3 separate regions of the Homo sapiens genome follow, and regions 1 and 3 are each linked to region 2. A link is a loop called in an ENCODE intact Hi-C map of the cell type or tissue named here. Cell type or tissue: heart left ventricle. All regions are shown on one strand.

Region 1 (2,500 bases), 120 kb after region 2:
CACCGTCAGCACAACCAGTGCCATTGTCATCATAAGCTTTTAAATGCAGGGTTCAAACCCTAGGCTTGCATTAAATTAGGCTCTTAGAAAAACCCAACAGCAGTATTTCCTTCTCCAAAACCTCTTGTCTAATAATGCTGTCTTCCCAAATGGCTTCCATCCAAATGAAACTAAGACGGTATAGACACAACCCCTCAAAATCCACAGAGGTGAATAATGGGTTTCAAACACATCACCTGTTGCAAATCCAACACTCGGGGCTGCACCCAGGTCATGTGGACTCGTTTGTCCACCTCGTCTATACTGCCTTTCACCAGCCCCACCGAAAGGGCCTTCATCACCAGAAGCTCCACCTGTGCAGAGAGGGAGGCGTGTGTAAGACAAGATAGCCTGACACACCCCCATGGACCCAGATGGCTTGTGAGAAGCAGATGCCGCTCCTCCCGTCATTTTTTACTGTCTAGGGAGCACAGCGCTCACACAAGAGCCTTGACTCCTCCATGTGGCAGCTTTGCTGCTCTAACACCCTGAGCCTAGGGACCGTACCTCATTCACTGTGATTTTAGCACTTTTGGCAATTTCTTCAAAAGTGAGTTGTCTGTGATTGGCAGGTCGTGTGAAAGTCATCTGGAAAAAATTTTATTAACTATTTTAAACTATTTTTCCAAATAAAAATAGAGAACTGATAAGGATGTTTTGTCAATATTGGCTCTGAAAATAGAGATCTTATTAGTACCCCACATACTAAAAAGTTTCCTAATATTAGACATATATCTTGTTAAGAACAAGCTTTTAATGCTTAGATAAGAAGGATAACAGCAAAATGCCTTACAGGAGTTTCTGACAGTAGCCATTGTTCAATCCCCGAACAAGTACTTGAGGCCACAATTTGCCAGGGTTGACCAGGGGTGACCACGGCAAACCAGAAATCTAAGGGCCACTTCCTGACGAAGCTTAAGTTCTAGTGGGGAAAGACAGATGTGCGTGTACACAAGAAGCGACATGCAATGAGGCAACAACTGCATCACGGGGAGAGGGGCAGCTACTTCATCTCAGTTCAGATGGTCAGGGAAGGCCTCAGGGTGGTGGCAGTGGGGTGGGAGGGTGTCGTCTGAGCTAAGAGCCAAATATAAACTTAGAAGAGCAAGTGGTAGCAAAGGAAAAGGAAGGTGGTGAAGAGAGCGGCGCACAGCAGAAGCAGCACCACTGAAAGCTCACACTGCTCAGCACAGGCTTGGAGAGTGCAGCGCCCCCACCTGACCAAAATCTGAAACCACAGACAAAGTGGCTCCTGGGTGTTCGCTTACCTCCATGAGGCACAACAACTGAATTTTCCTCAGAAGCTGGGCTTCATTAGCTGCTAAATCAGGCTGTAAAGTATAGAAAGACAGAAAAATGTCTTCCATGTTTGTGCTTATCAGTTACTTAACTGGGGATCTGGAATTCGTTCTATAACAGTAGACCCAACAAAAACCAGCTAAGCAGATCCAAACATTTCACATTGCAGACTGCTGAAGCTCATTAACAACAAGTGATCTGAGCTTCATTCTTCTTAGGAAATGGAAAGAGTCGCACCTAACTGGGACACTTTGTCAAGGCAAGGAATTTACAAGGTAAGATTTGTATTAATGCTACAGACACCATTAGGCAGGGCCACAGGGTACGGGCATTTCGAGAAGACTCTCCTGGTCAAGGTGCTGTTGGGAAGGATACACCCTACTGCCCAGGGGGGTTCTTTCAAGGGCTGCTGCCGGCTCAGTGAGCCAGTGCAAGTGGAGCCCCTCTGAGGAAAAGCTTCCTTAAGTTCTAGAGACTTGTTCTGAATCAAAAGAGCAAGTTATTAATTTATAATGAAAAATATCATTGTCCTGAGAACTAGAATATACGCTTCTGCAAGATATGCATCATCTCTTCTTATGGATCAAAACGTTACCTGTGAGCACAGAATTAAACCAAGGAGACTTGTTGTTTTAATTCAAATAGCAACTCATATCCTGACACAGGTAGCCCCGATGGGGACATTTCTGCCACAAGTACTGGACAGGTCAAGCTCTGTAAAGGGCTCACTACCCCTCCAGACAGGCTTTGCTGCCTGAATAGATGCTGCCAACATGCATCTACGATTTTTTTTTTTTCTTTAAATTGCTATAACTAGCCATCTTCCTTTCTGAGTGTCACCTTTTTTTGAGATATCAATAAATAATCAGACCACAGTTAGGTCTGGCTGCATCTGTGCTTTCTGCCTCTTCACAGTGCCTTCATCTATATCTACCCTGCTCCACTATGCATGAATTTTACAAGTTTATTTTAAACTGAGAAAATTGAAAGTTTCAGAAAAATACAAAAATAACCATAATTCCTACCACAGTTAACATTTTATTAATATTTACTTCTAATAATCTCATTAAAAAAGAACATACTTATCATTAAAGCTCAAGCCCTTGTTGAGCACCTTTCCCTAACTCCCACCTTCCAGAGACAACTTCACCCAGTGCCTGCC
Region 2 (2,500 bases):
CAGGTTAAGATTTCCAACCCCACCCAGTGAGGGTCACTGCTGGCCCCCTAAGGGCCAGGCTGGATGCCCCCCCCACTCTACCCCCACCAAGTTGGGGCTCCAGGGGCTGTCTCAGGCCCTTCTGTTCCCACCTCATCCTGGGGCCTCCACAGACCACCCCAAACCCCTGTCTCCAGTCTGGGCCCTCTGCCCAGCTGAGCTGGGGTGAAACGTGCCCTCCACACACCAGACACAGGCACCATCGTGCTGCCCCCCACACCCACCAGGCTGCAGGCCCTCTGCCTTGCTGTATAACCCCTTCCGCCTTCCCCCGTCCATCCCCACAGCCACCTCCCTGGGTTTGAGGACCAAAGGCCACAGTAAAAATCCTTCCCCCAGGCTCTCTCCGCTTTGTGGCCAGGGGTTTTTTCCTGGAATGCAAATCCAATGGCCTCATTCTCAGGACAAAGGCCTATCTGTCCAGAGTGCTGCTCAGGCCCCGCCTGATCTGGCCACCAGACCCCTCCTAGTCTCGAAGACCCGGTTCCTCTGCTGGGTCTGTTCCTTCGCTGTTCTTGTGGTGTGGAATTCATCCGCCGTACACCCCACCCCAAATTCTCTGCCCCCCACATCTCCCTACTGAAGGTCTCCATCCTCTCAAGACTCTACTCAAAGGTGACTCCTAGTGAAGCCTCACCGAGCCCCCCAGGAGGGCAGAGCAGACCCTCCTGACCTCAGGCCCATGGCCCTGACCATCTGCTTTGTCAACTTTGGGACGGGGACCCCATTGCGGTTGTCCTGCAGGGAGGTGGGGGGAGTGGAGTCTCCAGAAGCCCCCAGGGGAGGAAGGCACTCACGCCCACTTCCACGTGGTCCGAGCCGCGGTCGTCCTGCTTGTGCAGCAACTCAAAGTAGTACCTCCGGGAGGCCATGAGCCTGGGGACACGAGGAGCAAGGGTCGTGCCATGCACAGGACGCTCAAATAGTGGAGGCAGGGAAGGGGGCAGGTGGCTCCCACACCCCTCAGGGCTGGCCCTCAGGAGGATGGCAGCTTGGCCGGGCGGGTGCTCGTGCAGAGTGTGCGCAAGTGTGCACAGGATAAGGAGACAGCGCGTAACCCCCTCCCACGAATACACAAGTGCACGCACATGCACCCCACAGTCACTCACCGCCTGGGCTTGGACACCTGGGAGCTGAACTTGGTGAATTCTCCAGGCGCTGTCCACTCGGAGCCAGTCTGGGGGGTGATAGAGCAGGGGTGGTGGTGGGGGGGGGGGTTCACTCTCTCCCTGGGGACACCAAACCCATCGGGTCCTCATTCCCAAGAGGCTGGTGGGCACAGGTGACTGAGCTGCAGGAGGCCCGGGACGACACCAGGGCTGGGGTGGGGGTACCTTGCCCACAAAGGCCACAAGCTGGGCAGCAGCAGGGCTCTCGTCCAGACTCAGCCAGAACTCCGAGTTGTCGTCTGAGGCCACAGAAAACTGGACGTCTCCTAGTCCACAAGACTAGGCTCAGGGGGGTGGAGCCTCACGGCACCCCTCCCCCGGGGCACCCTCACCCCCGTACCGTCCCTCGCCGGGTGGATGAAACCAAAAATACGGAGTCCATAGTTCTTCCACTTGGGGGACACGGCCAACTTCTTCACGGTGGTGCGCGTCTGGGGGGGCAGTGACTGTTGCTGTCGAAGCCCCCTGCGTGCCCTGCCCACCCGGCACCCCCCAACCCCGGCACTCACATGAGGGAACAGCGGGAAGTGCAGGTTCCTCCTCAGGTGGCCCACGGCGCCCCCACACCAGTCCTCAAACACGTGCAGGTTCACCTGCCCCTTGTACTGGGGATGGGGGGGCCTTACCTTCTGCACGGCCCGCCGCCCCCCCGCCCCAGCCCCCGCCCTGCCTCCCAGCCCATTACAGGCCGAGCCAGCTCACCTCCTCCCGCCATGGGGGTGTCTGATGGGTGAAGTTCAGTGGCAGCCTCCCAGCCCCCCCAGGAAACAGCATGTCTAGGTCCCGACCTTCGGGCTGCAGGAGAGAAAAGGCAACAGGGTCAGGGTTGGAAGGGCAGGGAGGAGGTCACACACACCAAGACAAACCTTCACAAAGACCCCTTCCAACATGTATCCACACAGCCCTAAATGCCCGTGAGCCCCAGCCATGCAAACCCTGACCTGTGGCACCTGGCACATACACTCAGACACCCTGGTCACTCTAGCCCAAGCAGATGCTTGGCCACCCCACACACTGACCGGCCGGCACATTCATGCACCTGCTGCAGCCCCCAGACACAGAGCTCCAGACAGGATGGCTGGTGCTGGAGCTCACACAGACAAGCTGTGCCGTGCCCCACATGTCCTGTGTCTCATGCCCCCTGCTGCGTCCTCCAGAATGGACAGGTTCTCAAGACACCAACACACAAGTGGCTTCGGGGTCTCGTCTCCGTGCACACGTGTTCTCCCCAGGGCTCTGCTCACCGCTTGCTCCTCTTCACGGCTCTCACTGGAGTCCTCAGCCCTCTGTGT
Region 3 (2,500 bases), 93 kb after region 2:
CAGCCGCAGTGCCTGTCCAGCAGGGCAGCACCTCACGCAGTAGCTCAGAACAGCCACGTCCATGCGGCAGAAGCGCACTCGCTGCAGCGCCAGCTCCGGGAACCGGCACAGGGCTTGGCGCACAAACGCGTCCTCCTGCGTCTCGTACAGGCAGTACAGCAACTCCAGTGGGTAGTTGGGCTCCTCTCCCTCCTCCTCCTCCTCTGGCTCTTCGGTGTCCTCGAGCCCTTTGGCCCCCTCGGTCACCTCTGGTGCCACTCCGGGGCAGCCCTGTCCCTGTCCCTGCACCCACCGCAGGGCCTCCTGCTTCACACGCTCTGAAACCATGCAGCCGAAGTGGCGCTCGATGTCGCGCATCCGCTCCGCGCTCAGCAGTCCGAAGAGGAAGCGCGTGGTGAGCACCAAGTGGCTGTGCGGCTGGGCGTCCCCACGCAGGAGTGTCCCAACGCCGCCAGCCGCGGTCCTGGGCACCCCGCCGTCCTCCAGCAGGTAGGACAGTGCCGCGAGGAACTCCTGGAAGCTCTGGTCGATGAACTGGTAGGTGACCTCTGTCTCCAGCACGCCCGGCAGCTCCTTTTTGCTGAGAAACAGCGTCTGCACTTTGGAGCCACGAAGCTCCAGTTGCTCCAGTTCCTTCTCGGCAAACTGCGCCCTGCGTCCGAGGACGCCCTCGCGGGCCAGGCGGCACAGATTGCGCAGGTCGCCCTGCAACCGGGGCCCGTCGGCTACCGGAGCCGAGCTCAGAACGCTGGTGATGAAAAGCAGGTACACTGACGTGGTGGTCTTGGACGTGCGCGACAGGTCCCGACCGAGCTCCAGCTGCTGGCGCAGCACGGTGCACACGATCCAGCACACGAAGGGCACGAAGCACAGCGCGAACAGCGTCTCGTTCTCCTTCACGAAGCGGTAGGCGCGCTCGGCCCTCCTCTCATCCCGGAAATACTTGTAGAAATACTTCTTCTTGTCCTTGTCGGAGAAGCCGCGCACCTCGGCGCACTGCGGGGAACACAGGCGGCCCTGCAGCCTCCCGGGGGCGGCGGCGCGCGTGGTCACCAGCAGGAGGGCCGTGGGCAGCAGCGCCTTGCTCAGCAGCCCGCCTAGCACCCGCGCGCCGCTCGCCGCCTCGAAGGGGTCTGTGCAGGGCGCGGCCTCGGGGCCCCCCAGCGCCGGCAGCTCGTCCGCGCCGTCCAGGATGAAGAGCAGCCGCTGCGGCTGGGCCAGCATCTGCGGCACCGGCGCGCCGCGGTCGGGGCACTGGTCCAGGATCAGGTCAGCCAGGCTGCGCGTGCCCGGCCTCTCCAGCAGCTCGCCGCAGGGCATGAAGAAGGCGAAGTCCACCTGGCCCTGGTACAGCTTGCCCGCCGCCCAGTCGTACAGGATCTTTTTGGCCGCCATGGTCTTGCCGATGCCCGCCGGGCCCTGCAGCACCACGGTCAGCGGCCGCCGGCCCTCCTCGTCGCGGCGGAAGAGGCGGTTGAAAGTGTGCGTGTCCGAGCGCCGCGCGCGCCCCGGCTCAGGCTCTTCCGCGGGCCCCATCGCCTCCTCCGGGGCGGCGCTCTCGGGCGCGATGAGCAGCTTGGTGAAGCGCTTGGTGATCTTCACGGAGCGGGCGTTCCTCTCCTTCACCCGAGCGTGCAGCTGCAGCACGTGCTCCCGGTACTTCTTCTTGTACTCTGGGCGCAGCGGGAGACAGCGCGGGGACAAGGGTCGGAGGTGGGGCAGGCTGCGCCCTCCGGGAGCCCACGCCCTCCCCGGCCCTGCTCAGGCCTCAGTTTCCTCTACGGGACCACAGCCCACGCCCCTGGCGGCCCTCCCACCCCGGTCCTCCCCGGGACCCTCCAAGTGGGGTTGGGGACACTCGTGCCCCCCCAGCGAGAGACCCACCGGACACGGAGAGCAGCGTCCCGGAGCCGAGCCCGAGCCCTGGAAGGGAAACTGGGGTGAGGTTCCGCCGAGGGCGGGAACAGGGGAAGGCGCCACGGGGGTCCGAGTCACCCTGAGGAGCACGCAGGGTCCTACCCCTGGGGCCCGCGAATTTGTGGATAAAACGCGCGGGGGCCGGGGACCGCGCCGGGGCTTCTCCGGGAAGCGGGAAGGAGGGCAGCCCAGCCTCTGCCCAGACAGGAGGGACCTCCCGCGCAGAACTCACGCTGCAGCCGCCGCTCCTGGAGCTGCGCCGCCACGTCGCGCGCGTCCGCCCTCTTGAGGGTCTTGCGGGCCACCTCCAGGGCAGGCTCCGGGCCGTAGAACTGGGCCAGCTGCTCCGCGAGGTCCACGGCGTCCGCGCGCTCCAGCCGCCCCCACGGGATGCTGCGTCCGTCCGGGCCCACGTCGCGCAGCTTGTGGCGGAAGCGCTTCAGCTGCTCTTGGCTCAGTTCCTCCAGCGCAGCCAGGAGCAGCTCGCGGGCCACCGCGAGGCGCGGCCCCGTGCTGGAGGCGGGCGGGCGCGGGTCATCGGGGAGCGGCCCTCGGGTGACCCCCGCCCGCCCCCGACTCTGGC

The links. Peaks named below come from ENCODE experiments on the same cell type or tissue, not always from the same donor. Only the 100,000 strongest peaks of a DNase experiment are listed, where the experiment ranks them.
Region 1: a loop joins it to region 2, with 2.1 times the contacts of the local background. A loop is called at or near these places in 24 of 110 quality-filtered maps.
Region 3: it touches region 2 in a loop (2.0-fold over the local background); 4 of 110 quality-filtered maps call a loop at or near these places.

The regions. Positions count from the first base shown.
Region 1 is chr11:249,673-252,172 of GRCh38, reverse strand. It overlaps PSMD13 (proteasome 26S subunit, non-ATPase 13), which reads right to left. Exons shown (of 13, transcript NM_002817.4): 10 at 1,308-1,370; 11 at 547-627; 12 at 237-353. Among named protein-coding and RNA genes, the nearest start is that of PSMD13, 14 kb to the right of the region's middle. In heart left ventricle, a CTCF peak has its summit at 1,246 (motif pointing left); a DNase peak (open chromatin) is centred at 1,232.
Region 2 is chr11:372,165-374,664 of GRCh38, reverse strand. It overlaps B4GALNT4 (beta-1,4-N-acetyl-galactosaminyltransferase 4), which reads right to left. Exons shown (of 20, transcript NM_178537.5): 2 at 2,453-2,500; 3 at 1,911-2,003; 4 at 1,718-1,813; 5 at 1,549-1,639; 6 at 1,374-1,474; 7 at 1,149-1,216; 8 at 837-915. Among named protein-coding and RNA genes, the nearest start is that of B4GALNT4, 3.9 kb to the right of the region's middle. In heart left ventricle, no CTCF peak of the experiment used is centred here; DNase peaks (open chromatin) are centred at 944, 1,374 and 2,304.
Region 3 is chr11:279,257-281,756 of GRCh38, reverse strand. It overlaps NLRP6 (NLR family pyrin domain containing 6), which reads right to left. Exons shown (of 8, transcript NM_001276700.2): 2 at 2,150-2,430; 3 at 1,885-1,923; 4 at 1-1,673. Among named protein-coding and RNA genes, the nearest start is that of NLRP6, 2.1 kb to the right of the region's middle. RefSeq lists a silencer at 307-396 and enhancers at 1,350-1,419, 1,500-2,050. In heart left ventricle, no CTCF peak of the experiment used is centred here; DNase peaks (open chromatin) are centred at 526, 1,406, 1,956, 2,356 and 1 weaker place; H3K4me3 peaks cover 715 bases; H3K27me3 peaks cover 2,500 bases.